Regions from separate parts of the Mus musculus genome. Here region 1 is linked to region 2. Evidence: chromatin loops called from intact Hi-C (ENCODE). Cell type or tissue: heart. All regions are shown on one strand.

The links. A loop is a pair of places that touch in the nucleus more often than their neighbours do. Peaks named below come from ENCODE experiments on the same cell type or tissue, not always from the same donor. Only the 100,000 strongest peaks of a DNase experiment are listed, where the experiment ranks them.
Region 1: a loop joins it to region 2, with 3 times the contacts of the local background. A loop is called at or near these places in 3 of 42 quality-filtered maps.

What each region holds. Positions count from the first base shown.
Region 1 is chr8:35,496,575-35,500,574 of GRCm38, reverse strand. It overlaps Gm51568 (a long non-coding RNA gene), which reads right to left. Exons shown (of 2, transcript XR_003947532.1): 1 at 3,422-4,000; 2 at 1,171-3,243. Among named protein-coding and RNA genes, the nearest start is that of Eri1, 3.0 kb to the right of the region's middle. In heart, CTCF peaks have their summits at 1,504 (motif pointing left) and 2,086; a DNase peak (open chromatin) is centred at 2,094; H3K27ac peaks cover 79 bases.
Region 2 is chr8:36,247,463-36,251,462 of GRCm38, reverse strand. Lonrf1 (LON peptidase N-terminal domain and ring finger 1) reads left to right here and starts at 2,104. Exons shown (of 12, transcript NM_001081150.2): 1 at 2,104-2,896. The coding sequence starts at 2,209. Gm35712 (a long non-coding RNA gene) reads right to left here and starts at 3,557. Exons shown (of 4, transcript XR_870368.3): 1 at 3,404-3,557. In heart, no CTCF peak of the experiment used is centred here; DNase peaks (open chromatin) are centred at 1,932 and 3,152; H3K4me3 peaks cover 2,666 bases; H3K27ac peaks cover 2,928 bases.

The DNA of each region.
Region 1 (4,000 bases), 750 kb after region 2:
CTGGCGTGGATGTGGAGAAAGAGGAACACTCCTCCATTGTTGGTGGGATTGCAGGCTTGTACAACCACTCTGGAAATCAGTCTGGCGGTTCCTCAGAAAATTGGACATAGTACTACCGGAGGATCCAGCAATACCTCTCCTGGGCATATATCCAGAAGATGCCCCAACTGGTAAGAAGGACACATGCTCCACTATGTTCATAGCAGCCTTATTTATAATAGCCAGAAGCTGGAAAGAACCCAGATGCCCCTCAACAGAGGAATGGATACAGAAAATGTGGTACATCTACACAATGGAGTACTACTCAGCTATTAAAAAGAATGAATTTATGAAATTCCTAGCCAAATGGATGGACCTGGAGGGCATCATCCTGAGTGAGGTAACACATTCACAAAGAAACTCACACAATATGTACTCATTGATAAGTGGATATTAGCCCCAAACCTAGGATACCCAAGATATAAGATACAATTTGCTAAACACATGAAACTCAAGAAGAATGAAGACTGTAGTGTGGACACTATGCCCCTCCTTAGATTTGGGAACAAAACACCCATGGAAGGAGTTACAGAGACAAAGTTTGGAGCTGAGATGAAAGGATGGACCATGTAGAGACTGCCATATCCAGGGATCCACCCCATAATCAGCATCCAAACGCTGACACCATTGCATACACTAGCAAGATTTTATTGAAAGGACCCAGATGTAGCTGTCTCTTGTGAGACTATGCCGGGGCCTAGCAAACACAGAAGTGGATGCTCACAGTCAGCTAATGGATGGATCATAGAGCTCCCAATGGAGGAGCTAGAGAAAGTAGCCAAGGAGCTAAAGGGATCTGCAACCCTATAGGTGGAACAACATTATGAACTAACCAGTACCCCGGAGCTCTTGACTCTAGCTGCATATATATCAAAAGATGGCCTAGTCGGCCATCACTGGAAAGAGAGGCCCATTGGACTGGCAAACTTTATATGCCCCAGTACAGGGGAACACCAGGGCCAAAAAGGGGGAGTGGGTGGGCAGGGGAGTGGGGGTGGGTGGATATGGGGGACTTTTGGTATAGCATTGGAAATGTAAATGAGCTAAATACCTAATAAAAAATGGAAAAAAAACCACATTCGATCCTATTTTTATGTGTGCCTCTTGCCCAGCAAAATAAGAGTGCCAAAATATAAGGAAAAGATTTTATTCCAATCATAAACAACAGCATCCATCACAACACATAGTAAAATTAATTAATTTGCTATCTAATGTAAGAATATAAAATAAGTAATAAACCTTTGAAAACATTTGAACACTTCCATATAAATTTTCTACTGGCCAAACCTGACTAATAGTTCTTTTGGCGGGGGTTATGGAAGATTGAACCTAGAGCTCCTCGAATGCTAAGCAAATCTTCTCTGACTGTGTGCTTATCAATTTTCAACAGACTGAAAGCCTGTTAGTACTTTGAATTAGGAAAACCGATTACTAAACTTCAAAAGTAGAAGTTTGGGGTGGACTGCCCTCTGCTGGCACTTAAAGAACTTTCTGATCAGTTTTACTTGAGCTCCAGTTGTGTTCAACTTCGATACAATACAGGTTTTTCTTGCTTTCTTTCTTTTCCTTTTTTTAAAAAAATTATTCATTCTTTGTGAATTTCTTAGTATGCACCCCAATCCTATTCATCTGCCCATTTATTCATATCTACCCTTTGCCCTTACAACCTCCCCCACAAAAGAAAAGATAGAATAAAAAATTATTTTAAAAAAATCTTGTCGTGGAAGCTGTAATATGTCAGTGTGTCCCCGAATGTGTATCCACAGGCCTTTACTTGCCAATGTTCATTGCAGTGAGGCATTGGCCTGATTAGAGGCCTCTGGCTTCTGCTACACTATCAATACTGGATCCTCACCAGGCCTCCTCTCAGATATCCTGTTGTTGCCCTGCGTCATGGAGAGCCTGCAGCTTTGGTTCTGCAGGGCTGGCCCTTTCCAGCAGGTCACAGATGGGGTAGATCTTAGGGTTGGCCAACTCAAAGCCCCGGATCTGGGCCTGGGAGGTGGCTGAGTTGGTCAGCCTAGCAGATATTCCACATCCCACCACCAGGGTGAGCTCTCCAGCACCGCCCCAGCTAACTCACCCAGCACTGGAGCCAACAAGGGGCAGGGTCAGCTCTCCAGACTGCCTGTCCTTGGGGCCAGATCACCTGTGCCTGCACCATCAGGGCAGCTCTACTGTGCTGCCCAGGAGCGTGGGTTCTGCTCTCGGGTGCTGCAGCCAGTAGGAGGCAGGGATGGCTCTCTCCCTCCTGCCACAGGTGGGTAAGGAGCAAGGCAGGGATACAAGAGGATACACACACACACACACACCACTAACGAATGACACAAACAGCTCTCTCTCTCTCTCTCTCTCTCTCTCTCTCTCTCTCTCTCTCTCTCTCTCTCTTTCTCTCTCTCTCTCTCTCTCTCAGGAAAGGTGTCAGTATGAAACCCTGGCTGGCCTGGAACTCACTATGTAGAGCAGAGTAGGCCCTGAACTCACAGGGATCTGCCTGTCTCTGCCCTCTCTGTGTTGATATTTAAAGATGTAACCCCTTTGCTCACTTTAATGCGCATGTGTACAATTTGCAACAGGAGAAACCCTACAATTTTCCAAATAACTTGATGTTTCTTATAAACAGCTTATTTTGGAAGAGTTTTGAGGTATAACATACTGTAGTCAGTGATGTGGTACTAGATGGTTCTAGCTATGGCAGTGGGAGAACTGGGCGTAAGGAAGCAAAGAGATGAATTCTGGTGTTCCACTTGCTTTCTCCACTTTACGAAGCCCAGGACTCCAACTCATGGGATGCTGCTGCCTACAATCTTTAAACTGACTATGTTAAGTTACACCAACACACACGAATTGATTAGAGTGGTTTACAGATATGGTCTGAAATGTCCAACAATGGCTGATGAAAGGTCAGGATTCCTGTAGCAGTTCAGTCTACTAGGATGTCAGCTGGTCTTCAGTCTTGTTGGAGTCCCATCTAGGAAAACAGTGCCTCAGCAGCAGGACAGATAGACAGGACAGATAGACAGGCAAGCAAGCAAAGGGCACAATCTTCCATTTTCCAGGTCCTTTCATGTAGGCTGCCATTAGAGGGCATGACCCAAATTTTGAGTGGGTCTTCTCAACTCCGTGACTCTCATGTGTTTGTTTCTTAAAGGCATTCACTAAAGGTGTGCTAGGGGAACCTCAAATTCAATGTATCCTGCAAAACTAATTGTAAAAGGGAAAGGTTTATTTTTCTTATATGATATATTGGATATCTAATTCCATATTTGATAATGTTAGAAAGTTTAATAAAAGTCCAAATATCAATTATTTGGTAAATATAATCTATTTCTAATGTTCTTCTCAGAAGTCAAAATGTAGATAGGAAAGGAGAAAGACTTACTGTCATTGACGTTTTTCACAGAACTCTTACAGAGGGCTGGGTTTCAGTTCCCTGCACCCACATGGCAGCTGACATCCGAATCCAATCCCAGGGAGTCTCACACCTTTTGGCTTCTGTTGGCGCTTCACATACATGAAGTGTACATAGATGCACATGTAGACAAAATACTCATATACATGGAATAGCATAAAATATTTTTAAAAATAAGCAAGCAGAATTTGAGACTGGAAAAGTGATTTTTCTTCTTTTTATGGTTAGATGCACTGGCTGCCTTTTTAGAGACCCCGGTTCAATCGCCAGTGTGTGAGAAATACCAAGTAAGAGTCTTGTCTTATGACAAGTGTTTAACCATGACCAAGGCAACTCTTAGAAGGATAGCGTTTAATTGGGGCTGGCTTATAGGTTCAGAGGTTCAGTCCATTATCATCAAAGTGGGAGCATGGCACCATCCAGGCAGGCATGGTACAGGAGAAGCTGAGAGTTCAACATCTTGCTCCAAATGCAAACAGGAGAAGACTGACTTTCAGGCAGCCAGCATGAATGAGGGTCTTAAAGCTCATGCCCACAGTGACAGACTTC
Region 2 (4,000 bases):
TCATAGTCAGTAGGGAAAAAGACTGCAAAGGACAAGGCGATTCCTCATCTCATTTTCTGAGACACGCGTTTTTCTTTAGAGAGAAATCTCATAACAAACCTGATTTGAAACTGTAACTGAGAAGACCTATTTGTTTACCAATTTATTATTATACTTTGTCTAATCATGAATGCAGTTCATGAAATGTTTGCTAGGGCACAGTCTGGAAACTGCCTGGGCAAGAATGAAGTGTGCAAGTGAATAGTGTGTGTGTGTGTGTGTGTGTGTGTGTATGTGAGTGTGCCTGTGTGTGCATGTGCGTGTGTGCGTGTGCATGTGCATGTGTGTGTGTGCATGTGTTTGTGGTCGCACACATGGCAAGAATGAAGCATGCAAGTGAATCGTGTATGTGTGTGTGTGTGTGTGTGTGTGTGTGTGCATGTGCACTCGCACACACCCATATGTGTGTGCACGCGTGAATGCATTATACTGGTTAGATTTTTTTAAGTCTCCAGTGAGTGTCTCCGCATCTAACTCACATCATTGTTCTGCCTTGGCTATGGTTCCATGCTTGGGGGCTTGCCTAGAAGACAGGAGGACCCAGGCTTGATTCCAAAGCTACACATACAAGGTAAACACCATTGCCCATGTAACTTAGATTTAAGGTTCTCCTCATAACCAATTCTCCGTGCTCCCCAGATGAGAAGGAGGTGCTCCCTGCCTGGCTGCACCTTGCTTCCGGACTGTCTGGAACAGGAGCCCGGGATTTTGCTTTTGTTTTTAAGTCAACTCTTCTTTCTCTAGCCCTTTGTTCCTGTGCCCTCTTTCTTTTCTGAGGTTTGCTTATTGTGTAGCAGAAAGACGCTTTCAAACCTTTGTCACCTGTTCTGTGTAAGCAGGATCTCGTGTGTTTGCAGACCTCGTGTAAAAAAAATTGAAGAAAGATAACTGTTGATTAAACATTATATACGATATTATCACCGTGAGAAGATCTTAAAATCTCTTTGTAATACTGACTGTATGATTTCAGACAAATATATTTCCTTTCCTGTTACCAAGTATTTGAAAAAGAACCAAAAGCCTTAAATCTCTTCCTACATTTTCCACCCAGTACTCTGTAATCAAACCTATAAATATTTCCATTGAGAATATTAAACTGGATGCTGTCACATTTAAAGGAACTAGAATCCATTACATACGAGCCAAACTGTCTTCAGTCGACAAAGCTGCGGAATGCTTGCATTGTAGTGATCTGGTTTCTGCCACAGGGAAAATGTTTTTCTTCTATATTCTCATTTAAAAACCTTTAAGCAACTGTGGGTTCGTGTGTATGAAGGTTGTGGAGCCCATCTGAGGAACCTGGAGACTTTCACTCTCTAAGGTGTGCTTTGTTTATTTAATAGTTTAATGGGGGGGGTTGGTGTATTGCACTTTTTAAATTAAAATTTAAAGGTCACTCACAAAGTATCGGGCTTCTTTTGGACAGTTCATTTCTTCGTTTGAACTCTTAATAAACTTTATCACAAGTCAGCACTAACCAAAGGAAGTGGTCTCTGGACGTGGAATGTGTGTGTGTATAAAGTTGGCAGATTTCAGTTTTAAGTCTCAAAGTAATCACACCGTGCATTCACAATCCCTTTGCCTGTTCTGGCCGGCCGTAACCCAGGGCATCTAGACCCACCCAAAGTTTCCTTTCTATGGCCAGGAGGAGTCGGAGTACCTACTCAGGTGCTGCAGGTTTGGGGTCACAGCACTGCTGGTGCACATACGAACTGCACAGCGCCCAAGTTATAGGCCTGGGGATGGACCTCGGTTACAAGAGGTGTCAGCTCGAAGGCCGCCCAGGAGACTTCGGGCTTTGTTCAGTCACGAGCCAAGCCCTCCTCGTCAGAGAAGCCAATTAGATCCCCGCTGGGGATCATCTGATCTCACGTCCCTCTCCAGGAGGGGCTCAGAAAGGGCGGGACCAGCCGGCCAGCTCTGGTGAACTAGGAGGCCGGCCGCATGTCGGGAGGCCGGGCGCAGAAGCCAAGGCCCGCCCCGCTCCGCCTCGCTAAGCCTCGCCCCTCCTCTGTAGGCCCCGCCCCCAGGGGCTCCCCGGGCGCGCGCCGCCCCGCCATGTCCGCGCGCCACGCCCCCCTGCTCGCCGGCCGCGTGCGGAGCCGCGCGCCCCGGAGGTTCCCGGACCGTGGCGGCGGGCGGCGGCGGCAGAGCAGCCCTGTGCGGGCCATGTCTTCTCCGGCCGTGGCGAGGGCGTCCCCGGGCGGGAATCGGGAGGCGTCCGGCGGACCGCGGAGCCGGAACGGGCCGTGGGAAGTGGGCGGCGGCGGCGAGCGGTTGGAGCGCGCGGGCGCGGAGTCGGGGCGCTGGGAGCTTCTGCTCCGCCGCGGAGAGCTGCTGGCGCTGGGCGGCCACCTGAAGGGAGCGCTGGAGGCGTTCGCGGCTGCGCTGCGCCGCGGGGCCCCGGCCAGGCCCGAGCGCCTCGGGTCGCTAGTGGACTGCCTGGTGTTCAGCTACCGGCTCCGCCACGGGCTGCGCTGGAGCGCGGCACCCGCGGCGGGCGCGGCCGGGCTGCTCAGCTGCCTGAGCTGCCGGGGCTTCCTAAGCGAGCCGGTGACCGTGCCGTGCGGCCACAGCTACTGCCGCCGTTGCCTACGGAGGGAGCTGCGCGCCCGCTGCCGCCTGTGCCGGGACCGCCTGCCACCCGCCGCCGCCGCCTCGGAGGGGACCCCGCGGCCGCCGCCCCTGGCCGCCGCCATCGCCGACTTCCGAACCAGCGTCGTGCTCAACCACCTGGCGGAGAAGTGGTTCCCGGGCCAGCGCGAGCGCGCGCGGGCGGCCGGCCGCCTCGGGGAACTGCTGCACGAAGGGCGCTACCGGGAGGCCCTGGCCGCCGCCTGCGACGCCCTGCGAGCAGGTGATGCGGGGCTGCGGTGTGGGGCCGGGCGAGCGGGGATCACGAGTGTGGGAGGGGGCGGCGCCCCGGGGTGCTTCGGTCACGGTGGGGATCGCCTGGGAGCTGCAAGTGACGCGGCGCGGGGAGGGGCGCGGATGCGAGGTTCCCTCGTGCGCGCGCCCAGCGGGGACCTGGGGCCGCGGAGCTTGGGCGCGGGGTGGGTGGGGGCCGCAGGCTTCCCTCAGTACTCTGGCCGGGAGCCCCAGCCGGGGTGGGGGCGAGCATCCCCGGGCTTGGCGGGAGCTCGGGGGATACCGTGTCTACCTTGGTCGTGCACTAAAGTCACCGGGGCAATTAGAAGCCGCGGGAGGGCAGAATTGCATAAGCTGGGTGGGGGGGCGTTGTGTAACGGGTGACGTTCAGTGGGCGTGGCGGGAGCCCGGCGCGGGCACCGGCATCGGGAGGCCCAGCGACGGCCCAACTCCGAGTTGGTGGCCGGCTGCCCCCGAGGTGGTCACCTCTTCTTACCTGCAGGATCTCTTGCTCCTGGAACCTCCTCCACCTGCCTGTCTCATATCCTGCTTCCTCCGCCCTCTGTGCTGCTCCCTTGTACCCCTGGTGTTGGTAGAGAAGTAGCCTGTGTGAGGAGTTTGCCTTGCTCACAGTAGACCTGTGAGGGGAAGCTTTGTAGGTCTTTTGTTTATATTTTCATATCCAAGAAACAGCAGCTTGGTCCCGTCTCCTGCTTAGAGCTTAAGTTGGTTTTTAAGCTGGGGGGTAGGGGGAAGAGGGCCATGTAAACTTAGTAAACCCGAGAGTTCCTCTTTAGATCCTGGAATGTGGTTGTTCTCTACTGACTGGGGAGGGGACCTTATCTAGAAAAGCACGTAGAGACATCTTCGAATGGCCACCTCTTTTAGGAGTCCTGTCAGTACAGACATCTGGTGGCCCTTCCAAGGATGTCACTAAACATTCCTAGGCTCACAGCCGCCTATGTGAAAGACTGATCAGGCCCAAATGTCAACTTTATCATACATAGTTGGTCACCTGATGTTGGCCATGCTTTATGTCTGCTGCCTACCACGAGAAATTACTTATATGAAATCATTGACATTGGGAATTTTT